3 separate regions of the Homo sapiens genome follow, and regions 1 and 3 are each linked to region 2. A link is a contact called in ENCODE Hi-C or POLR2A ChIA-PET data. All regions are on one chromosome and are shown on one strand. The core of a region is the stretch at or near the end of the contact, and the rest is flanking DNA. Distances in the headings are between cores, read along the strand shown.

Region 1 (2,700 bases), core at 193-2,692, 320 kb before region 2:
CAAGGAGAAACAGAGACAGGCCCAAGAGATGAAGAGTGAGAGGGCATGCGCACAAGGCTGACCAAGAGAGAAAGAAGTAGGCATGAGGGATCACAGGGCCCCAGAAGGCAGGGAAAGGCTCTGAAAGCCAGCTGCCGACCAGAGCCCCACACGGAGGCATCTGCACCCTCGATGAAGCCCAATAAACCTCTTTTCTCTGAAATGCTGTCTGCTTGTGTGTGTGTGTCTGGGAGTGAGAACTTCCCAGTCTATCTAAGGAATGGAGGGAGGGACAGAGGGCTCAAAGGGAGCAAGAGCTGTGGGGAGAACAAAAGGATAAGGGCTCAGAGAGCTTCAGGGATATGTGATGGACTCACCAGGTGAGGCCGCCAGACTGCTGCAGGGGAAGCAAAGGAGAAGCTGAGAAGATGAAGGAAAAGTCAGGGTCTGGAGGGGCGGGGGTCAGGGAGCTCCTGGGAGATATGGCCACATGTAGCGGCTCTGAGGAATGGGTTACAGGAGACCTCTGGGGAGATGTGACCACAGCAATGGGTAGGAGAATGTCCAGGGCTATGGAAGTCGAGTATGGGGACCCCCCCTTAACGAAGACAGGGCCATGTAGAGGGCCCCAGGGAGTGAAAGAGCCTCCAGGACCTCCAGGTATGGAATACAGGGGACGTTTAAGAAGATATGGCCACACACTGGGGCCCTGAGAAGTGAGAGCTTCATGAAAAAAATCAGGGACCCCAGAGTTCCTTGGAAGCCAAGACTGAAACCAGCATTATGAGTCTCCGGGTCAGAATGAAAGAAGAAGGCCTGCCCCAGTGGGGTCTGTGAATTCCCGGGGGTGATTTCACTCCCCGGGGCTGTCCCAGGCTTGTCCCTGCTACCCCCACCCAGCCTTTCCTGAGGCCTCAAGCCTGCCACCAAGCCCCCAGCTCCTTCTCCCCGCAGGGACCCAAACACAGGCCTCAGGACTCAACACAGCTTTTCCCTCCAACCCCGTTTTCTCTCCCTCAAGGACTCAGCTTTCTGAAGCCCCTCCCAGTTCTAGTTCTATCTTTTTCCTGCATCCTGTCTGGAAGTTAGAAGGAAACAGACCACAGACCTGGTCCCCAAAAGAAATGGAGGCAATAGGTTTTGAGGGGCATGGGGACGGGGTTCAGCCTCCAGGGTCCTACACACAAATCAGTCAGTGGCCCAGAAGACCCCCCTCGGAATCGGAGCAGGGAGGATGGGGAGTGTGAGGGGTATCCTTGATGCTTGTGTGTCCCCAACTTTCCAAATCCCCGCCCCCGCGATGGAGAAGAAACCGAGACAGAAGGTGCAGGGCCCACTACCGCTTCCTCCAGATGAGCTCATGGGTTTCTCCACCAAGGAAGTTTTCCGCTGGTTGAATGATTCTTTCCCCGCCCTCCTCTCGCCCCAGGGACATATAAAGGCAGTTGTTGGCACACCCAGCCAGCAGACGCTCCCTCAGCAAGGACAGCAGAGGACCAGCTAAGAGGGAGAGAAGCAACTACAGACCCCCCCTGAAAACAACCCTCAGACGCCACATCCCCTGACAAGCTGCCAGGCAGGTTCTCTTCCTCTCACATACTGACCCACGGCTCCACCCTCTCTCCCCTGGAAAGGACACCATGAGCACTGAAAGCATGATCCGGGACGTGGAGCTGGCCGAGGAGGCGCTCCCCAAGAAGACAGGGGGGCCCCAGGGCTCCAGGCGGTGCTTGTTCCTCAGCCTCTTCTCCTTCCTGATCGTGGCAGGCGCCACCACGCTCTTCTGCCTGCTGCACTTTGGAGTGATCGGCCCCCAGAGGGAAGAGGTGAGTGCCTGGCCAGCCTTCATCCACTCTCCCACCCAAGGGGAAATGGAGACGCAAGAGAGGGAGAGAGATGGGATGGGTGAAAGATGTGCGCTGATAGGGAGGGATGGAGAGAAAAAAACGTGGAGAAAGACGGGGATGCAGAAAGAGATGTGGCAAGAGATGGGGAAGAGAGAGAGAGAAAGATGGAGAGACAGGATGTCTGGCACATGGAAGGTGCTCACTAAGTGTGTATGGAGTGAATGAATGAATGAATGAATGAACAAGCAGATATATAAATAAGATATGGAGACAGATGTGGGGTGTGAGAAGAGAGATGGGGGAAGAAACAAGTGATATGAATAAAGATGGTGAGACAGAAAGAGCGGGAAATATGACAGCTAAGGAGAGAGATGGGGGAGATAAGGAGAGAAGAAGATAGGGTGTCTGGCACACAGAAGACACTCAGGGAAAGAGCTGTTGAATGCCTGGAAGGTGAATACACAGATGAATGGAGAGAGAAAACCAGACACCTCAGGGCTAAGAGCGCAGGCCAGACAGGCAGCCAGCTGTTCCTCCTTTAAGGGTGACTCCCTCGATGTTAACCATTCTCCTTCTCCCCAACAGTTCCCCAGGGACCTCTCTCTAATCAGCCCTCTGGCCCAGGCAGTCAGTAAGTGTCTCCAAACCTCTTTCCTAATTCTGGGTTTGGGTTTGGGGGTAGGGTTAGTACCGGTATGGAAGCAGTGGGGGAAATTTAAAGTTTTGGTCTTGGGGGAGGATGGATGGAGGTGAAAGTAGGGGGGTATTTTCTAGGAAGTTTAAGGGTCTCAGCTTTTTCTTTTCTCTCTCCTCTTCAGGATCATCTTCTCGAACCCCGAGTGACAAGCCTGTAGCCCATGTTGTAGGTAAGAGC
Region 2 (2,700 bases), core at 130-2,629:
CCTCTGGGCTCGTGGTGGCTGGAGGGGGTTCAGACCCTGCTGCTGCAGCTCCCTGGGCTCCTGGCATACTCAGTAGCCTCATAGCCAAACTCTGGACAGATGGAGGTGATTTTCCCGCCCCTGTCATTGACATCTTGGCCCGGCTAGGACAGGAACCCCCCTTGCTGGGGGAAGAGGGGAATGACTTTGTGGCATGGCCTAGAAAACAGGCAAGCAAAAGGCAAGATAAGAAAGAAGGCAAGAGTCAGAAATTTCCCACCAACCCCCCAGGCTACCCAGCCTCTCACCCAGCAGGATCCGGCCCCCACGGAGGTCCCCATCTCCCTCAAGATTCTCAGATTCATCCCCAATGAGTGGTGTAGCCCCTACAGGGGTGTCAGCCCCCTCATCACCAACAGTGACAGTGACAGAGGCTGGAGATGAGGGGCCAGCAGGCTCCAGGGAGTCGGGGGTGGCCTTGGGCAGGGTTTCTTCACTACGAGGGGTGTCCCCCAAAGAGCCATGAACTGTAGAGGAAGAGAAAAAGTTCAGAGCTAAGGGCTCAGGAGATCCTGTGTTTAGGGAAGGTGACGGTCCAATTGGGGCCCGTTTTAGCTGCACTCACCTCTCTCGGTGGCTCCTCTGGTTTCCTTCTCCAGCAGCAGCGCCCCCATCTCAGCGGGGGCCTCCCCCTGGGAGGGGAGACAAGGGACAGGAGGGCTGGTCAGCCCAGTAGAGAGTTGGGGGGTCCAGGATGCCTGGGCCCTGGGAAGAGAGAGTAGGCTCCGGGGCCTACCTCTTCCTCTGTGGGGCCCCCCCCTTCCGCGGCCTCGGCTGCCCGGAGGGGCCGCACGACCCCTCCCCCGGGCCCGCATCAACCCCCTCCCTCTCGGTAGACCCCGCATCTCTGGGGCCGAGAGAAGAGGAGGGGGAGGGGGCGGGGCCTCCGCGCCCCGGCCCCGCCCCCTCCTCCCGGCTGCACGCGCCGCTCCCCCTTTGTCCCCCAGGCCGCGGGGACCCCGGGCACCAACCCCTCCAGCACCCGCTGCCCCCCAGCCCGGTGGACGGCCCCTCGTGCCCCTCACGCGTGCTCCTGGGGCCCCGGCGCCCGTCGCCCACTCAGGGGCAGCCGGCGGCTGCACGCGCGCCTCCGTGCCCACTCCCCCCACCTCCCACACCCTGGTCCCCTCATCCGCCCCCGGTGCTGGCCCCCTGGATTGCTGCAAGTCCCGCCCGGGCCCCCCGGCCCCGTTGCACCCCCGGAGCATTGCACGGGCGCGCGCTTCCCCCGGGCGCGCGCGCGGGCATGCACCCGCCTCTCCCCCTCCCCTTCCGCACCTCGGCGGCCGCCGCCGCTGCAGCTCCCGCCGCCGCCGCCATCGCCGCTTGCGCTGGGGGCCGAGCCGGCGCGCGGCCGCCCCGGGTCACGTGGGCGAGGGAGGGAGGGCGAGGAGGAGCCTTAAAGGAGCCGCTACATGCTTTTTGGCCATTTTCCCCTGAGAGCGGCCTCGGAGATGGCTGTGACTGTCCTAAGCTGGGAGCTGCAAGGGAGAATTCCTGTCATTCCTGGCCTCAGTTCTGCAGGGACCGAGGGCGAGACACGCCTGGGCCCAGGTGTGGCGTCTCTGTCCCCATCTGGTTTTAGGTAACAAGCGGAGCTTCTGAACTTCTCGGCTCTCGGCAGCGGCTGTATTTCCTCTGGCCTGGTTGGGCTTTTCCCGCCTCTGGTTGCTTTTCTGCCTTTCTAGTTTTTGGGTTACCAGATAGAAGGCTTGGCCTCAGTTTTGGCCTCGCCTTTTTGCTCTTTCTAACGAGCACGAAGGGGCGATAGGGACGCGGAGGACACCTTTATTCTTGGCTGGTTCTAGCATGCTGCTTCATGTCCCCTGGAGCAGCGTGCCCTTCTGAAAACCTGTGGCTAAATGTCTCTTCTGTTTATATCAGGCGTGTTACACCTTCACACGCACTAGGGATCCAGGTAAGCCCAGCGGCCCGAACGTCATTACTGACTGGTGACACTGCAGTAAGTAAACCTTTTTTGCCGAACACTTCATAAGCACAGTCAGGTACTCCGTGGGTCATAGCCCAGCGGACAATTTAAGTATAAATGATATACACCAAGATAGACAATCTCGATAGCTGTATTTAGGGTACCATCCCTTTAGGTATTACGTTTTGGTCGAGTTTGGAAAAGATCTGTATGATTTCACACGCAGTATTTGACACAGGCAGGTGGGGCACCTGAGGCCAATTAAAGGCCTTCTGGGAACTGTAGTTCTCTTTGGTTAACTATTCCAGAGCTTTCTGGGAATTGTAGTTTTCCCTGCACCTTAATCCAAACTTAGCTTTTTTTTTTTTTTTTTAGCTTTCCTGAAGACATGACCTATTTACCCCAGACAAAATATGACCAAACAGACTCCTGCTTACAATTTCCGTGGGCAGGTTGGCCACCTGTAGCTCATCCCTAGCACTGATCCTAAGTCCCTCAAATAGAGTTCATGTGCATCCCCACGACTGCCAATCACTTGTACTGTGAGGTACCTGGCTAAGTGTTGAGATTGCAGAACTGGTGGAGGGCTGGGGGTGGGGACTTGGGGGAGTCCCTGACCAGAGGAGCTCACTTGTCACACTCCTCTCCCATGTTTAGGGCTGGGCTCCTTCAGGCAAGGGATATGCAGAGTTGTGACCTCTAGGTATTAAGAACGCAGCATCACAGGGAGA
Region 3 (2,700 bases), core at 153-2,652, 300 kb before region 2:
TCAGGAGTTTGAGACCAGCCTGGCCAACATGGTGAAACCTCGTCTCTACTAAAAATACACAAGTTAGCCAGCAGTAATGGCATGCACCTGTAATCCTAGCTACTTGGGAGGCTGAGACAGGAGAATCATTTTTACCCAGGAGGTGGAGGCTGCAGTGAGCTGAGATACCGCCACTGTACTCTAGACTGGACAACAGAATGAAACTGTCTCAAAAAAAAAGTTTCACCACCAGGCGGGCGCAGTGGCTCATGCCTATAATTCCAGTAATTTGGGAGACCGAGGCAGGCAGATCACTTGAGATCAGGAGTTTGAGACCAACCTGGCCAACATAGCAAAACCCCATCTCTACTAAAAATACAAAAATGGCTGGGCGCAGTGGCTCAGGCCTGTAATCCCCGCACTTTAGGAGGCCGAGGCAGGCAGATCACCTGAGGTCAGGAGTTCAAGACCAGCCCGGCCAACATGGTAAAACCCTGTCTCTACTAAAAATACAAAAATTAGTTGGGTGTGGTGGTGCGCGCTTGTAATCCCAGCTACCTAGGAGGCTGAGGCAGGAGAATTGCTTGAATCTAGGAGGCAGAGGTTGCAGTGAGCCAAGATCATGCCACTGCACTCCAGCCTAGGTGACAGAGCAAGACTCCGTCTCAAAAAAAAAAAAAATTAGCCAGGTGTGGTCGTGCGTGCGTGTAGTCCCAGCTACTCAGGAGGCTGAGGCAGGAGAATCACCTGAACATGGGAGGCAGAGGTTGCAGTGAGCCAAAATCGCACCACGGCACTCCAGCCAGGCGACAGAGCGAGACTCAGTCTCAAAAAAAAAAAAAAAAAAGTTTCACCAAGAAATTTATCATAGATTTACTTGGATCTCTCAAACTAAAAAGCCTCACAGTGGGTGACACAGAGAGACTGTGAATTGGGGGAGTCCACTGAGTGTCACCTTTGGAGCAGTCCCACTCCTCCCTCAGAGCCGTGTGTTTCAGCCCCCACCAAGCCCGTTCCCTATAGCATCTAGTCCAGCCTCCTGGATCTCCCTCCTCCCACCCACACTCCTTGGGGTCCTGAGCGCACGCCCTGTCACCTGGATGGACCATGATCAAGATGAGCAACAGCATCCAGGCCATGTCGGAAGATGTCCCAGTTGGCGAAGGGGATCTGAGCAGTGAGGTCTGGGTGGAGGAGGAAGGACTCACTACTTGTAGCCAGGCCTTTGGTCACCAGATGGGGATGGGGAGCTTCCTATGACACACGGGACTCACACATCACTTGCCAAGGACCACAACTGCCAGGGACCTCGAGCATCAAATGCTTGCCTCCCTGAGGAGAGAGGACAGATGCTGCTGGAGGAGATGTCAGGGTCTCTAGGAGGCCAAGGGGCCAGCTTGTGGCAGGCTAGCTAAGCGTGTGAGGGGGAGGGTGGGGCTTAGATGGCTGCTAACCCAAGGGTGAGTGGGCGGTTGGGCGGGTGAGACCAGGATGTGGGTTCCCCCACCTTCCGAGGTTCAAGGAGACCAGCTTTTACCCAGAACAAGCCTCCAGGAGCCCTCCTTGGCCCAGAAGCTAACCTACTTACCCTCCCTGCTGCTCACCAGTACCCAGACCCATCCCACCCATTCCCTTCCTGGAATCTGGCCTCACTGCACCCCAGGGCTACTCCAAGATTTCTATGAGGGATTAGGAGAAGCAAGCTGATTGGTGAAGCTATATTTAATTTGCATAGCAATCACCTTGTGTGTGTGTGTGTGTGTGTGTGTGTGTGTGTGTGTGTGTGTGTGTGTGTGTTTGGTTGGGTTTTTTTGTTTTTTGTTTTTTTTTTGAGCTGGAGTCTCACTCTGTTGCCCAGGCTGGAATGCAGTGGCACAATCTCGGCTCACTGCAACCTCTGCCTCCTGGGTTCAAGCAATTCTCTTGCCTCAGCCTCCCAAGTAGCTGGGATTACAGGCGCACATCACCAAGCCCAGCTAAATTTTGTATTTTTTGTAGAGACAGGGTTTTACCATGTTGGCCAGGCTGGTCTCCAACTCCTGATCTCAAGTGATCCACCAGCCTCGCCCTCCCAAAGTGCTGGGATTCCTGTTTTGGTTTTTTGAGACAGGGTCTGGCTCTGTCTCACCCAGGCTGGAGTTCAGTGGCGCCATCACGGCTCACTGCAGCCTCAACCTCCAGGGCTCAGTTGATCCTCCCACTTCAGTCTCCTGAGTAGCTGGGACTGCAGGCGCACACCACCACACCAGGCTAATTTTTGTATTTTTTGTAGAGATGGGGTCTCCCTGTGTTGCCCAGGCCGGTATCCAACTCCTGGGCTCAAACAATCCATCCACTTAGGCCTCCCAAAGTGCATGAGTCACCATGCCTGGCGAAATGTATTTCTTAAATAATGAGACTTGAAAGTCTAAATTACTCCTTAAACCATGGACTACAGGATGGATGTTATGTTAGCAGGCAGGAAAACAACATTCAGCTGGGCGTGGTGGCTCATGCCTGTAATCCCAGCACTTTGGGAGGCTGAGGTGGGAGGATCACCTGAGGTCAGGAGTCCGAGACCAGTCTGATCAACATAGAGAAACCCCGTCTCTACTAAAAATACAAAATTAGCCGGGTGTGGTGGGGCGCACCTGTAATCCCAGCTACTCGGGAGGCTGAGGCAGGAGAATCACTTGAACCCAGGAGGCGGAAGTTGCAGTGAGCTGATATCGCACCATTGCA

What was found. A loop is a pair of places that touch in the nucleus more often than their neighbours do. ChIA-PET counts read pairs that join two places held with the same protein, here RNA polymerase II (POLR2A). Pooled maps may share reads with other maps.
Region 1: a loop to region 2 is called in a pooled map, with 3 times the contacts of the local background. The contact joins the promoter of TNF here to the promoter of EHMT2 in region 2. A Hi-C loop is called at or near these places in 2 of 50 pooled maps. POLR2A ChIA-PET finds 5 or more read pairs at or near these places in 6 of 52 experiments (BJ, CD4-positive, alpha-beta T cell, H1 and 3 more).
Region 3: a pooled map shows a loop between it and region 2 (2.3-fold over the local background). The contact joins the promoter of NCR3 here to the promoter of EHMT2 in region 2. A Hi-C loop is called at or near these places in 1 of 50 pooled maps. POLR2A ChIA-PET finds 5 or more read pairs at or near these places in 3 of 52 experiments (CD4-positive, alpha-beta T cell, GM12878 and activated T-cell).

The regions. Positions count from the first base shown.
Region 1 is chr6:31,574,123-31,576,822 of GRCh38, forward strand. It overlaps TNF (tumor necrosis factor), which reads left to right and starts at 1,443. Exons shown (of 4, transcript NM_000594.4): 1 at 1,443-1,805; 2 at 2,412-2,457; 3 at 2,645-2,692. The coding sequence starts at 1,620. It overlaps LTA (lymphotoxin alpha), which reads left to right. Exons shown (of 4, transcript NM_000595.4): 4 at 1-202.
Region 2 is chr6:31,896,319-31,899,018 of GRCh38, forward strand. EHMT2 (euchromatic histone lysine methyltransferase 2) reads right to left here and starts at 1,380. Exons shown (of 28, transcript NM_006709.5): 1 at 1,318-1,380; 2 at 605-671; 3 at 288-506; 4 at 1-198. The coding sequence starts at 1,359. It also overlaps a transcript of C2 not described here. RefSeq lists enhancers at 523-1,219, 1,303-1,897.
Region 3 is chr6:31,591,604-31,594,303 of GRCh38, forward strand. NCR3 (natural cytotoxicity triggering receptor 3) reads right to left here and starts at 1,403. Exons shown (of 4, transcript NM_147130.3): 1 at 1,076-1,403. The coding sequence starts at 1,118. RefSeq lists an enhancer at 1,689-2,609.